Regions from separate parts of the Homo sapiens genome. Here region 2 is linked to region 1. Evidence: chromatin loops called from intact Hi-C (ENCODE). Cell type or tissue: IMR-90. All regions are shown on one strand.

Region 1 (8,000 bases):
CACCTACAACTATGATCTTCAACAAAGCTGACAGAAACAAGCAATGGGGGAAAAATTCCCTATTCAATAAATCATGCTGGGATAACTGGGTAGTCATATGCAAAAGATTGAAACTAGACCCCTTCCTTATACCATATGCAAAAATTAACTCAAGATGGATGAAAGACTTAAAAATAAAACCCAAAAGTATAAAAACACTGGAAGACAACCTAGGCAATACCATTTTGGACATAGGAATGGGCAAAGATTTCATGACAAAGACACTAAAAGCAATTGCAACAAAAGCAAAAATGACAAGTGGGATTTAATTAAACTTGTTAGCTTCTGCACAGCAAAGGAAACTATGAACATAGTGAGCAGACATCCTACAGAATGGAAGAAAAATTTTGTAAAATATGCCTCTGATAAAAACCTAATATCTGGCATTTATAAGGAACTTAAACAAATTTACAAAAAACACCCCCCAGCAACTCCATTAAAAAGTGAGCAAAGGACATGAACTGACACTTTTCAAAAGGAGGCATATATATGGCCAACAATCATATGAAAATAAGCTCAAAATCACCAATCGTGAGAGTCATGCAAATCAAAACCACAATGAGATACCATTTAACACCAGTCAGAATGGCTGTTTGATATGGTTTGGCTCTGTGTCCCCACCTAAATCTCATGGCAAGTTGTAACCCTCAGTGTTGGGGGAGGGGCCTGGTGGGAGGTGATTGGATCATGGGGGTGGACTCCTCCTCCCTGTTCTCATGACAGTGAGTGAGTTCTCATGAGATCTGGTTGTTTGTATCACTTCCCCCTTCACTCTCTCTCTCTCCAGCTTCACCAGGTGAAGGTGTGTCTGCTTCCCCTTCGCCTTCCACCATGATTGTAAGTTTCCTGAGGCCTTCCCAGCCAGGCTTCCTGTGCAGCTGGTGGAATCATTAGCCAATTAAATCTCTTTTCCTCATAAATTACCCAGTCTTAGGTAGTTCTTTATAGCAGTGAGAGAACAGACTAATATGCTATTATTAAAAAGTCAAATATAACAGAAGCTGGTGACATTGCAGAGAAAAAGGAATGCTTATACACTGTTGATGGGGGTATAAATTAGTTTAACCATTGTGGAAGATAAAGGTGATTCCTCAAAGACTTAAAAACAGAACTAACATTTGACCTAACAATCCCATTATTGGGTATACACTCAAAGTAATACACATCATTCTATAATAAAGACACATGCACACATATGTTCATTGTAACACTATTCACAATAGCAAAGACATGGAATCAACCTAAATGTTCATTAATGCTAGAATTGATAAAATAAATGTGTTACATATACACCATGGAATACTATGCAGCCATGAAAAAGAATGAGATCATCTCCTTTGCAGAAACATGGATGGAGCTGGAGGCCATTATCCTCAGCAAACTAACGCAAGAACAGAAAACTAAATACTGCCTATTCTCAATTACAAGTGGAAGATCAATGGTGAGAACTCATGGACCCAAGGAGACAAACAACAGATACTGGAGCCTATCAGAGGGTGGAGGGTGCGGAGGGAGAGTATCAGGAAAAATAACTAGTGGGTACTAGGCTTAATACCTGGGTGCTGAAATAATCTGTACAACAACCTCCCATGACACAAGTTTGCCTATGAAACAAACCTCCGCATGTCCTCCTGACCTTAAAATAAAAGTTAAATTTAAAAAATACAAATTGGAAAGAAAACATAATGTGATAGATTGCTTCACAACCATAGGATTTCCGGAAGAAATATGAATTGGAAGCATCAGTGTCTAAATGCAGTTAAGAAACTCATGCTATCAGAATCATCTCTTGGTTGTTTTCCCTCCCAGATTGTCTTTTCTCCCAGGGACTCACTGACAGTGAACAGCGATCATGCCTAGATTTACCCTGTATCTGCCCTCAAAGCTGACGTGGAGTCAAATGCCACAAATAGACTTGATCATGCAACCTTGATTCTCTTTCTGAAAAATGTAATTAGTAACCCTCCTGTCTATCATATATTTACAGAAATACTGATTAGCCTTGGTGTAAAGCTTCTAATAAACAGTAGGCATTGTTAGAAATTTAATTCATTCATAGGGTTTTTTGAGCCTAGCGATACATTTGCTGCACTGACACATAATTTATCATTTTAGAACTCTTGGTTCATGCTTTTTAATATTTGAGACATGGATATCCTTTAGCTCTGTGAGTGATACTGAGGAAGGAAAGGGCAGGATGTGCATCATGAAGAAAAACTATGATCAATTTAAAACAGGCTATCAGGGAAAACTTCACTGAGATGAATGCGTGGACAGGCCGCCCAGTTATCAAAACAATTATTGAAGAAATCATTTCTATTGTTCTAAGAGGTAATGTGTGCCTCAGCTCTTCCATCCACTCAGTTTTTACCAAATCTTTTTTTTTTTTTTTTTTGTTCTAGGCCCACCCTCTTCCCGGATCAACAGGGTCCAAGAGCAGGAAAGTGGAATTGAATACCTGGACTAAGACCAAAGAATGCCGCAGTGCGAGTTGGGGGGGATAAATTCCAGGTATTTCTTCTCACTTCCAAATGTAACTGAATCTCTTTTATCTGGAAATACAACCTGAGATCATAGGAAAGAGGAATCAGGCCAAAGCCACTTTTTGGCATTGGTACGTCAGAAATACCATAGGCACAGCTTTTCCACAGGGTGGTATTTCTTGTTTGGACATCTTGCTGATCCACTGAAAACATGCATTTGTGAGAAATGCATGGGAACCATTTCTTTTTTATAAATAAGGAAATACTTTAGTAGAGGGTTAGTATTGGATTCTTACTTTGTGTATTTTCTTTTAGCAATAACACCTTTTTCCTTTCTTTGCTATGTTAGGAGAGAAAGAAGACTCCTGTTTATTGTACAAACACAGTTGCTTTTACATTTCAGTGTGCTGCTCTTAGAAAACAAACCAGAAAGCCACACATATTATTTCTACATGGTTTCCTACCCTGTGGGAAATCAGTGTTTTGAAACTTCAGCATATTATGCATAAATAAACATACCTCATTGGTCTCACATATTTTGGATAAATGATTTAATAAGAGAGTAAAGCAACAGACGAAAGCTTTGCCTCTAAAAGATTGTTCCGTTATAAGCTATTTCCCTTTGCTAAGATACTGTTTTAACAAAATATTTCTCATTTAAATTCTGGACACGCGGGTATTTTAGGTTTTGAGCTGTTGCTCTAGTCGGTCTGCGCCTGCAGATGGCAGCGCTCCTTCATCGTTGCAGCGATGTGGATTGAAATGCACTGGAGCGTCAATGGAAGGTGAATTTATGAAGTGAAATCAAACTTCAGAAATCTATTTTCAGGTATATTCTTCTAGTTTTATGAAACCATAAGCTTATGTTGTTTAAAATGCTGTTATAAATAGAAGTGAACCTCAGCCACCAGCCTGAAGGCTGTCCTTTCTGCTCTTGGGTGTGGAAGATGTCTCATGGGAGTGCATCGTCTCTTCTCAGTATGTGAAAAACAAAGTGGCCGGGCGCGGTGGCTCACACCTGTAATCCCAGCACTTTGGGAGGCCGAGGTGGGCGGATCATGAGGTCAGGAGTTTGAGACCAGCCTGGCCAATAAGGTGAAACTCCCTCTCTACTAAAAATAGAAAAATTAGCCGGGCGTGGTGGCGGGCACCTGTAGTCCGAGCTATTCAGGAGGCTGAGGCAGGAGAATCGCTTGGACCTGGGAGGTAGAGGTTGCAGTGAGCGGAGATCACACCACTGCACTCCAGCCTGGGTGACAGAGCAAGATTCTGTCTCAAAAAAAAAAAAAAGAAAAGAAAAGAAAAACAAAGTGACTGACCCACTGAGAAACATGTTCTCAGACCTCAGTTCCAGAAAATTATGAATGGCTAAGCATTACTGTAGAGTAAATCTGTTTCATTTTTCCACAGGTTGGTCTGTAGATCACATTAGGGAAAGGCTGGGCAATTCTGTCTTTATAAAATCCACACTTTCATGAGTGCCATAATAATTCTACGGACACCTTCAGTGGGGCTTGTTAGAACACTGCTGCTGATGCTCCCTAGACTTCTTTTTCAAAGAACCATTGGTTTAATCAAGAAAACAGAAATCCTTGACTGGAGAGATTTATTAAGCATTTAACATTTTTTTTTTTATAAAAAGCACTTAACTTCATTTTAAGGAGTCAAAAATACAAGAGTTGTGGAGTAGAATTTCTGTAAATTAAGTAACCAACTGGAGCTCATGAGCCTGTGCTAGATTAGCTGGGAGTAAGAGTAACTGATCATAGTTGGTGTGTGATGACACTGGGCCAGCCGCTGTGCTGAGGTGTTTGGTTGTTTTAACTCACATAAATCTACATAGCAACCCTACTATTTTCTTTCAGTTCTATGATGCTTAGTTTTTCATATTTTAACAGTTCTAAAATTAGGATATGTTCTAAAATAGATGACTTCTGACAATCCCTATCCATGAGGCAGAAACTGAGGTACTATTTGTTTGTTTGCTTTTGTTTATTATTATTATTATTATATTATTATTTCAATAGGTATTGGGGGAACAAGCGGTGTTTGGTTACATGGATAAGTTCTTTAGTGGTGATTTCCGAGATTTTGGTGCCCTCATCACCTGAGCAGTGTACACTGTACCCGGTGTGTACTCCTTAATCCCTCACCCCTCTCCCACCGTTTCCCTCAAGTCCTCAAAGTCCATTGTATCACTAGTATGCCTTTGTGTCCTGATAGCTTAGCTCCCACTTATGAGTGAGAACATACGATGTTTCCTTTCCCATTCCTGAGTTACTTCACCCAGAATAATGGTCTCCAATTCCGTCCAGGTTGTTGCGAATGCCATTATTTTGTTTCTTTTTATGGCTGAGTAGTATTCCATGATATATACACACCATATTTTCTTTATCCAGTTGTTGACTGATGGGCATTTGGGCTGGTTCCATATTTTTGCAATGTGAATTCTGCTGCTATAAACATGTGTGTACAAGTACCTTTTTTTGTATAATGGCTTCTTTCCTCTGGGTACATACCCAATAGTGGGATTGCTGGAAGAAATGGTAGATCTACTTTTAGTGCTTGAAGGAATCTCCATACTGTTTTCCATAGTGGCTGTACTAGTTTACATTCCCAGCAGCAGCGTAGAAGTGTTCCCCTTTCACCATATCCATACCAACATTTATTACTTTTTTATTTTTTGATTAAGGCCATTCTTGCAGAAGTAAGGTGGTATCTCATTGTGGTTTTGATTTGTATTTCCCTGATAATTAGAGACGTTGAGCTTTTTTTTTTTTTGAGACAGAGTCTCACTCTGTCGCCCAGGCTGGAGTGCAGTGGCGCGATCTCGGCTCACTGCAAGCTCCGCCTCCCGGGGTTCCCGCCATTCTCCTGCCTCAGCCTCCCGAGTAGCTGGGACTACAGGCGCCCGCCACCACGCCCGGCTAATTTTTTGTGTTTTTAGTAGAGACGGGGTTTCACCGTGTTAGCCAGGATGGTCTCGATCTCCTGACCTCGTGATCTGCCCGCCTCGGCCTCCCAAAGTGCTGGGTTTACAGGCCTGAGCCACCACGTGCAGCCGAGATGTTGAGGATTTTGTATATGTTTGTTAGCCAATTGTACATCCTGTTTTGAGAATTGCCTGTTCATGTCCTTAGCCCACTTTTTGATGAGGTATTAGTCCTTTATCAGAAGTATAGTTTGCAAATATTTTCTCCCACTTCGTGGGTTGTTTGTTTACTCTGCTGATTATTTACTTTGCTGTGTAGAAGCTTTTTAGTTTAAGTGCCATTTATTCATCCTTGTTTTTGTTGCATTTGCTTTTGGGTTTTTGGTGATGAAGTCTTTGCCCATGACAATGTTTAGAAGGGTTTTCCGATATTAGCTTCTCAAATTTTTATGGTTTCACATCTTAGATTTAGGTATTTAATCCATGTTGAGTTGATATTTGTATACGGTGAGAGATGAGGATCCAGTTTCATTCTACATGTGGCTGCCAATTATCCCAGCACCATTTGTTGACTAGTGTGTCCTTTCCCCGCTGTATGTTTTTGTTTGCTTTGTCAAAGATCAGTTGTTGTATTTGGCTTTATTTCAGGGTTTTCTGTTCTGTTCCATTGGTCTATGTGCCTATTTTTATACCGGTACCATGCTTTTTGCTGACTATGGCCTTATAGTACTCTTGGAAGTCAGGTAGTGTGATGCCTCCAGATTTGTTCTTTTTGCTTAGTCTTGCTTTGACTATGTGGGCTCTTTTTTCATTCCACATTAATTTTAGGATTGTTTTTCTAGCTCTGTGAAGAATGATGGTTGTATTTTGATGGGAATTGCATTGAATTTGTAGATTGCTTTTGGCAGTATGATCATTTTCACAATATTGATTCTACCCATCCATGAGCATGGGATGTGTTTCTATTTGTTTGTGTCATCTGTGATTTCTTTCAACAATGTTTTGTAGTTTTCCTTGTAGAGGTTTGTCACCTTCTTGGTTAGATATATTTCTGCATTTTTATTTTTATTTTTTGCAGCTATTGTAAAAGGAGTTGAGTTTTTTTATTTGTTTTGGTATATAACAGTGCTACTGATTTGTGTGTATTAATTTTGTATCTTGAAACTTTTCTGAATTCATTTGTCAGTTCTAGGAGCTTTTAGGAGGAGTGTTTAGGGTTTTCTAGGTATACAATCATTTTATCAGTGAACAACAACACAGCAACAGTTTGACTTCGTCTTCACTAATTTGGATGCCCTTTATTTCCTTCTCTTGTCTGATTGCTCTGGCTAGGACTTTCATTACTACATTGAATAAAAGTTGAGAAAGTGGGCATCCTTGTCTTGTTCCGTTTCTCAAGGGGAATGCTTCCAACTTTTCACTGTTCAGTATAATATTGGCTGTGTGTTTGTCATAGATGGATTTTATTATCTTGAGGTATGTCCTTTCTATGCCAATTTTGCTGAGGGATTTATTCATAAAGGGATGCCGGATTTTGTCAAATGCTTTTTTTGTATCCATTGAAATGATAATTTGATTTTTATTTTTAATTTTGTTTATGTGATGTATCACATTTATTGACTTTTGTATATTAAACCATCCCAATATCCCTCATATGAAACCCACTTGATCATGGTGGATTATCTTTTTGATATGCTGTTGGATTCAGTTAACTAGCATTTGGTTGAGGGTTTTTGAATCTCTGTTCATTAGGGATATTGGTCTGTAGTTCTCTTTTTTGTTATGTCACTCTTGGTTTTGGTGTTAGGGTGATACTGGTTTCACAGAACGATTTAGGGAGGATTCCCTCCTTTTCAATCTTTTGGAATAGTGTCAATAGGATTGGTACCAACTCTTCTATGAATGCCTGATACAATTCAGCTATAAATCCGTCTGGTCCTGGACTTTTTTTTCCTTCATAATTTTTTTTATTACCATTTTAATCTTGCTGCTTGTTATTGGTCTGTTCGGAGTTTCTATTCCTTCCTGGTTTAATCTAGGAGGGTTGCATATTTCCAGGAATTTTTCCTTCTTCTCTAGTTTTTCTCATTTGTATGCATAAAAGTGTTCATAGTACCCTTAAATGATCATCCAGCCTTAAATGATTTCTGTGGTATTGTTTGTAATATCTCCTATTTTCTTTCTAATTGAGCTTACGTGGATCTTCTCTCTTTTTTTCTTGGTTAATCTCACCAATGGTCTATCAATTTTGTTCATCTTTTCAAAGAATCAGCCTTTCATTTTATTTATCTTTTGTATTTTTTGTTTGTTTGTTTTAATTTTCTTTAGTTCTGCTCTGATCTTTGTTATTTTTTTCTTCTGCTGGGTTTGGGTTTGGTTCATTATTTCTCTAGTTTCTTGAGGTGTGACCTATGATTGTTTATTTGTGCTCTTTTGAGCTTTTTGATGAAGGCTCTTAATGCTTTGAACTTTCCTCTTAGCACTCCTTTTTCCATATCCCAGAAGTTTTGATAGGTTGTTATCTCTATTATCATTCAGTCCAAAGA
Region 2 (8,000 bases), 670 kb before region 1:
GCTGATAAGCAACTTCAGCAAAGTCTCAGGATACAAAATCAATGTGCAAAAATCACAAGCATTCTTATACACCGTAACAAACAGAGAGCCAAATCATGCATGAACTCCCATTCACAATTGCTTCAAAGAGAATAAAATACCTAGGAATCCAACTTACAAGGGATGTGAAGGACCTCTTCAAGGAGAACTACAAACCACTGCTCAATGAAATAAAAGAGGATACAAAGAAATGGAAGAACATTCCATGCTCATGGGTAGGAAGAATCAATATCGTGAAAATGGCCATACTGCCCAAGGTAATTTATAGATTCAATGCCATCCCCATCAAGCTACCAACGAGTTTCTTCACAGAATTGGAAAAAAATACTTTAAAGTTCATATGGAACCAAAAAAGAACCCGCATCACCAAGTCAATCCTAAGCCAAAAGAACAAAGCTGGAGGCATCATGCTACCTGACTTCAAACTATACTACAAGGCTACAGTAACCAAAACAGCATGGTACTGGTACCAAAACAGAGATATAGACCAATTGAACAGAACAGAGAACTCAGGAATAATGCCGCATATCTACAACCATCTGATCTTTGATAAACCTGACAAAAACAAGCAATGGGTAAAGGATTCCCTATTTAATAAATGGTGCTGGGAAAACTGGCTAGCCATATGTAGAAAGCTGAAACTGGATCCCTTCCTTACACCTTATACAAAAATTAATTCAAGATGGACTATTTCCATATTTCTACAACACATTGAGGTTTAATAGGCTTAAAAATAAGTGAAGGAGAAAAGCTAGCTTTCTTCCTACTGGAGGCTAGTCCAAAGACCATTTCCCAGGCTTTCCATCTTACCAAGAGAAGATACAGATGTAAATGTATTCCAATTTAGCAAGTTTGCTATGCTGTGAAATGTGAGGCTTGAGAGACCTTCCCTGGGAGCCCATCCAAAGGGCTGAGTGACTGTTTTATTAAAGGGGCCTCCTCTCTAAGGTGGTCTTTCGAATAGATTTTGAGACTAGCAAGGCACTATGAGCCTCTTTGTATAAAAGTCTTGGGTTGACACATCTATATTTTTCTGCTTCTAGGCATTAATGGAGACTTGAAAGTTAATCTTTGTCTAATGCAGATAAATACGCAAATGCATATGCCATTAAGCTATATGTCATGCAGGAAGGTTGCCTGTGTGTTTATGAACTTCTCCAGTAGAATTGACTTCTGGTTTTACAAATTAAGAGACGATATGCCTAGTATATATATGTTAAGTCAGGTAGATAAAAGGAAAGCTGAGATTTGTATTTATATATGATTCTCTGTGGTAGAATATTTCTTCTTAACATTTGTTTGGTTAGTATTTAAAATTCTGGATTTGTGCAGTGCTATATTGACAAGTCAATACTCCAAAAAGAGTCATGCGTTATATTAATATTTGTTCAGACAGCACATGAACGCAAGTGCTACAAAAATATTGTCAGAGATTTTTTAAAAGGCTATTTATCTTCATTCATAATTATATGTATGTGCATGCATGACACCAAAGACAAAATTGTAATAACTTCTGCTTGTGAATGCAAATGCCTGGTACTGCTGTGGGAGCATTGGCAAGTGAATACATCAGTGCTAGCACATCCACAATCATTCTTCAGGCAGGGATTCTGCAAAACTAATCACCCAAGGAAACAAACACACCACAAAGAAGTAATTAGGAAGCCTGTGAAATTAGACCTGGTGGGTGGGGGTCCCTGCTGGGAAGGGCCACAGAAGTGACACATAACAGGTCATCTGTTGTTAAACCTGGGAGACAGACCCAAGCTCCGGCCCAGTCTAATTACATCAAACAAGGTGCTATTTGTATTCATTTCTGAAAGACAAACTAAGTTGAGAGTGAAGTATCTTTGTGATATATTCCAGGAGACGGGATGCTGAGGATGCTGGATGTGGGCAAGGACCAAGCTGTGGTCACACCGCTTTCGAGGTCACAGGCAGGCCTGTTTAACACCATAATGAATTCAGGAAGGAATGAAATGAGGCAAAAGGCCTACGCTATGACTGGATGAGCACTGCCTCAAATGTCCCCCAAAGGTGGGGGTTGCAGAGCACAGGAAGCCAAGGGGTGGGGCATGTCTGTGGTTAAACATCTTCCAATTCCCAGCTCTGCCCAGGTAATTCCCTTTCCTTCAGACCTTCTGGTTTTATTTAGTTGGCTGGTTTTACATTACTGTGCTCAGCTGAAGCTTTTGCTAATCTATTCACATTCCCAACACAAGATAAATCCTGCATATTTTTAAAAATGTGTTTAAGACTATAGGCTTATTTCTACCCAGATTATTAAAAAGTCCCTCTCATGATGCTGGTTTGCAGGAGCTCTCTAATCAGGCGCGCTACCTGCTTTCCATCCTGCCTTTTGGGATTTGAGGTGAGGCTCACCCTACCAACCCCACATAGCTCAGAGGGTGCAGCCGTGTGTGCTCTAGAACATTCTGGTTAGGGGTAGGTTAAAGCAGCATTATCATGTCTTTTGGAGCCCACTGGGCTACATTCTAGTCTTGGTTTCTTCTTGGGTGAGCCCATTAGGTCAAAATTTATTTCTAAAGTAAGAGAACAGAACTGGGTACCTTTTAAGCTGCTTCTGGCTTCTGTAATCATGCGAGGATTACAGAAGTACTTAGAAAAACTTTGCATAGTAATACTTTAAGAAGTACAGGACTGGAAGGGCCCTGAGAATCATCTAGTTTCTTTCCCCAGATGGATTTAAATTCTCAAGTTACATAAAGAACTCATCACATTTGAAGGTAACTGGGGAGAGAAATGAATGAGCATTTGTTGAGCATTGGCCATGGGGCAGGCTACTGGGATTCGTAGAACAACACTGCAGGAGGCCGGTTACTCTTGTGGGTGATGGCAGGGAACTTGGGCTTGGAGTTTCACAGGTTGTGGAGCTGGTGAGTGGCAGTGCCTGGATTTGCACCCAGCCTTGTGGACTTCTAGAGTCAGAGCTCTTCACTCTGGTCTACACAACTGCTTTATTATAATTATTTTTGGAGACGGAGTCTCTCTCAGTCACCCAGGCTGGAGTGCAGTGACTCAATCTCAGCTCACTGCAGCCTCCGCCTCCCGGGTTTTAGTGATTCTCCTGCCTCAGCCTCCCAAGTAGCTGGGATTAGAGGGGCCTGCCACCACACCTGGCTAACTTGTATTTTTAGTAGAGATGGGGTTTCACCATGTTGGCCAGCCTGGTCTTGAACTCCTGACGTCAGGTGATTCACCTGCCTCAGCCTCCCAAAGTGCTGGGATTACAGGTGTGAGCCACTGCACCTGGCTCACGCAACCACTTTAAAAAAAGACTAATTTAAATACTTCTCAGTACCAAGAACCCAAGGGTAAAAAAGAGTCATTTGACTGACGATGAAGTGAGGCAAGTTTGAGACTGAGTGTCCCCTTGTACAGATGTAGCTGCTGAGGCATGGAAGCATTAGGATGTGTCCCCGACCGTGGATATGTCAGTGCAGCATCAGGGCTAAGACTCTGGGTGTTCTCTCCTTGACTTACCTCTTTCCACCTAGCTTAGAAGGGTCTTGTCGAGAGAGTCTGATGTGCAGGTGAGATTATGTCTCCAAGTCTAAGACATGGTGGGCCATGTGTGACTGCCAGTTGCCTCTTCTGCACGTGCGTTCTGAGCGTGATCTCACCTGTAAAATGTCCGTAATCCTGGGTACCCCAAGGTGCAGTTGTGAGGCTGCATGGGCTGACGCGTAGGACAGAGAGGGGCTCATTAAATGTTGTTTTCCTCCCTTCCAAATGAGCTGGATTTGGAGGGAAGCAGACTTCCCGAGAATCAGCGGCTTGTCTGTAAGGTAAAGTTATTACGACTGGAAACTGGACACACTAATTTTTTCGTTTGTGTTTGAACTTGGATGGCCTTCACATGGCTGCATTCTGTGTGTCTAGGCTGCGGTCCCTGACTGGGCATTTGCCAAATACAAAGTGATTTTCAAACTAAGTCAACCCCATTGCAATGTGTACTTCAAGGCAACATTTGAAGAAGGTATTGGTTTCAAAAACAAAACAAATCTACACACAAGAGACATACATACGTGTCCTCACTGGACTGTGTAACGTCGCTGACCTGTGAGATAGGACAGCTCTTTCCTGTTCATACTGGCATCCCCATCTCTTTTGACATACCGCAGTGGTAATTGTTTACTGTTATGAATAAACGTTAATAGGCATTTTTCACATTGACAAAAGCGTTTTCTTCAATATATAACAGCTACTGAAAAAGAACAATTAAAATATTTCAATATCACTCCTTGCTTTGAGTCATCCTTGGTGAGATGTAGTTTATCTAAGCAGTCACAAGAGTCATGCAGGGTCCATGACCCAGATGAGGCCTTGCGCACTCAAGACCTCTTGTATTGAGTAAAGTGTCGCCAGCTGCACGCAGCTATGCCCAGAACTCCTCCCAGGTGCGGTAAAGACGGTGCAGGAATCGCCCTTCGCCTGTGTGTCCAGCAGAGGGCAGTAGCGTCCCAGTTTTCCTTTCTGACACGTTTGCTTTTGCATGCTGCGGTTGCATAGCGTTCTGAGGCTCTTGGGTGGCTGACACATAATTGCAGACATTAAGCGTTTCTTAGGAGAGGCATAAAATGTATTGTGAGGGCAGTGAAATCCTTTGTCAAAACTTCTCTGAAGATCTGACCCCATACCGTGACAGTGCAAGGCTTGAACGTATGCCTGTCACTCACCAGCTTGTAGTCTCTTGCGTCCTGTGAACCTCATTGGCCAAATGTTTTTGTGTTGCTTTATTTTGTTCAAGTAACGACAGCACTCTCTGTGATTGTGTTAGGATACAATTTTACCCAACTGTCAATAAATGAATTTTGTCATTTTCATATCAAGTACTTCTGAGATTCCATATTCCCTTGAGCAGCAGAGTATTGGGACTTGATAAGAAGGAAGGAGGTATATGTCCTCTCTTTCCGCCTCTCCAATCATCCTCCTCTCTCTAGATTTTTCCTGGGAGCTGTCTGGCCGTTTGGCTTAAGTGGAAACCACGGATAATTTTCTTTCTTTTAAGAGAAATTAGTTCTCGAAAGGCAGAAAGAAAAATAGAGAATTTTGGTGAAAGCCTTTGGTGAATTCTCTTTGTGTTCTAGGTCAGCCCTGGATCTGGGTGGATGGAAATGCTGTATGTCACTTATCAAAGAGGTTGCTGCTTTATACGGGCCACAAAAACTCTTTATATGGGCAAACTGTAATAAAATGCTATGGGCATAGTAGTTCAGAACCACTAATGCTTATATCTCTTTGGGAAAAGTCATGAAAAATATTGGGAGATGAAAGCAGGGTGTGGTGGACCCCATTTAGTTTGTGCTCTAAGCCCCCTGCTGTTTGTGGTCCGTGCTGGAGCTGACCAGTGGGCAGTCACATTGCAGACCACATCAAATTTTTTTTTAAGTAAAGGGAGAAAAAAATACAATGGACAAAATATATATCCATAGCTTGGAAATGCTTGGAATAACCTGCTGTGCATGGTGGCCCCAACTTAGTGATGCAGTGGCTCTGGGACATCAGAAAGCCCTTGGAGGTCAAGGTTCAGAATTGTGTTCCTCTTGGAGAGTTCTCAGAACAGAAGCTCCTCAGAGTTGGCCATTTTGTTGTCCTTGTAGAGAAAGTGCCAGCACTTAGATCATAGTGAGTCTTCAGTATACGATTGTTGAGAGCATGAATGAATGAATGAATGAAGCACATAGTCATGTTTTAAAAATTAGGACCGTATCAACTGAAGATTATTTTTATTAGATACATATAATCCATATTTTCCCATTAAAAACTGAAATTTTTATTAAAAAATGTATTTTATTCTATTTATTATTTGTACTACTCTTTAAGAAATTATGTGGGTATGGTGACTCATGTCTGTAATCCCAACATTTTGGGAGGCAGAGGTGGAAGAATCACTTGAGGCAAGATATTCGAGACCAGCCTGGGAAACAGTGAGAAAGCCTCTCTAGAAAAAACTTTACAAATTTTCCAGGCATGGTGGCACATGCCTGGAGTCTCACCTACAGGGGAGGCTGAGGCAGGAGGATGGCTTGAGCACAGGAGGACGAGGCTGCAGTGAGTCATGGTTGCAGGACTGCTCTGTATCTTGGGCAACAGAGTGAGACCCTGTCTCCAGAAAAAGAAGACAGAGAGAAAACTGAACTCAAATCTTTATAAAATGGGTGTATTATACTACAAGTTTAGATACAATATACATGTCTAATCATTTCCTAGCATGCTAGGTATAGCGAGGTAAACAAAGAAACTGGGAGACAGAGTCCTTGCCCTTGAATTGTGCAATGTAATGGGGAGATGATGCCAGCCCACGTGAAAGTCCTAAGAAGGGGTAAGATGGCGTATTACTCAGGCTAGAGTTCTCCTTGGACGCTGAAGTAGAGCTTGCCTATGCCTGTTGGAACACCTGTCATACTCTGGAAATTATTTACCTGGGTATCCTGTCTTGCCTGTTAGAGGAATAAGCTATTGAGAAGCAGGGAGCCTGTCTTACATATGTGAACAGCCTTCACCGGGCCTGGGCAATAGTCGCAAGGCAGTAAATACTGGCTGAGTAAAGGAGCAGAGGCCAAGTGCTGGAGATGAGCCTGGCATTTGCCTGTAGGTGTAGGGTGGAGAGGAGATGTGGCTTGGTAAGAAATCCTGCTGACTGGAGAAGGGAGTTGGTGTGGAGAGTAGCAGAAGTGAGTGTGTGGCAGCTGATGGGTGTTGCCATCAAGGTAATCAGGGAGGAGCCTGGATGAGATGTGGCAGCAACAGGGAGCCGTGTGAGGAGGAGCACGGCACAAAGGCAGTGTTCCAGGTGATGAGCTTGGCTGTGATGCAGTGTGAGTTGCCGGGGGTGACGGAAACTGAACAGAACTGCAAAGCAATAGAATTTGACAATACAAATGCTTCTAAATCAGCTATTTTTTAACCTAAAATGATGGATATACATGAATAATTTATTGGTCCACATGGTTTCATAGAGATGGTTCTTTTTCAATAGAAGAGAAAAAAATTATTCCTAAAAGAGCACAATAAAATCCGCAAAGACGCTTTGAAACAATGAGGAGCTTATTCCTTTTGCATGTTCCAAGCAGATTTTTATTACTTAATGAATCATAATTTCAGTAATAAACAAGGGGGTAATAAATGACAACCATTAACAAGTAATGAATAGACCTATATGGAATATGGGAGAACCTCAGTTTGAAGCAAGAGATGGTTATTCCAACAGGATGATGGTGAATGTTCAGGGGAGCATCCCTTCGATGTACAAATGGTCTCACTAGGTTTGCAGAAGGCACCTTCACCCGGGAAGGTTGTGCACAGCAAGCCTCAGATGGTGTGACTTCACCGAGTCAGCTGGCTTGTGACCATCCACGTGGTGTTGCCCCAAAGAAGCAAAGCACCAGTGACCGTGGGTTACGTCCCGAAATAAGCTTCCAGTGGGGCTGCTCTTGAAGCCAGCAGTTGGGGACTTTATGGAAAGACATGTGTTGGTTGGCAGGGGTTTTTGGTTTAGCCTTTTCACCTCATTTGTAAATGTGAAAAAAATAATTATCATCCAGGTTATATGCGAGGCCCGTTCATTCTTTAAGTTCAATTCAAATAATCCATCCCAGCTCAGTTTTCTCTCTGCTCCCTGGACTCCACTCCGCTGTAGTGTTGAGGATTTTGTTTATTTATAATGACGCTATTTTATTTTCAGCACATCACAAGTTAGTAGCTACTTATATGTCCTTCCCTGTCCACTAGACTCTGATTTTCTTGAAGGAGAGGGACACATTTCATCATCATTATATTCGCATCTTCAGGACAATGGCTCTGGGGAGAGATGAGTTAACTCTTGACTGAAGACAGCTCGGTGTGGTGGCTGGAACCTCAGCTTTAGGCTGTGACGGATCTGCATTTGAGTCCGGTCTAGACAAGCTGTGAGAATTGAAGCACACTACTTAAGCTTT

The links. Hi-C counts contacts between places; a loop is a spot of excess contacts. Peaks named below come from ENCODE experiments on the same cell type or tissue, not always from the same donor. Only the 100,000 strongest peaks of a DNase experiment are listed, where the experiment ranks them.
Region 2: it touches region 1 in a loop (6-fold over the local background); 3 of 110 quality-filtered maps call a loop at or near these places.

The regions. Positions count from the first base shown.
Region 1 is chr4:189,119,590-189,127,589 of GRCh38, reverse strand. It overlaps LOC105377613 (a long non-coding RNA gene), which reads left to right and starts at 1,415. Exons shown (of 4, transcript XR_001741964.1): 1 at 1,415-1,480; 2 at 2,442-2,550; 3 at 3,208-3,351. In IMR-90, a CTCF peak has its summit at 3,241 (motif pointing right); a DNase peak (open chromatin) is centred at 3,259; H3K27ac peaks cover 577 bases.
Region 2 is chr4:189,789,714-189,797,713 of GRCh38, reverse strand. All of the region lies in intron 3 of FRG1-DT (FRG1 divergent transcript), which reads left to right. Among named protein-coding and RNA genes, the nearest start is that of LINC01596, 88 kb to the left of the region's middle. In IMR-90, a CTCF peak has its summit at 4,510 (motif pointing right); a DNase peak (open chromatin) is centred at 4,543.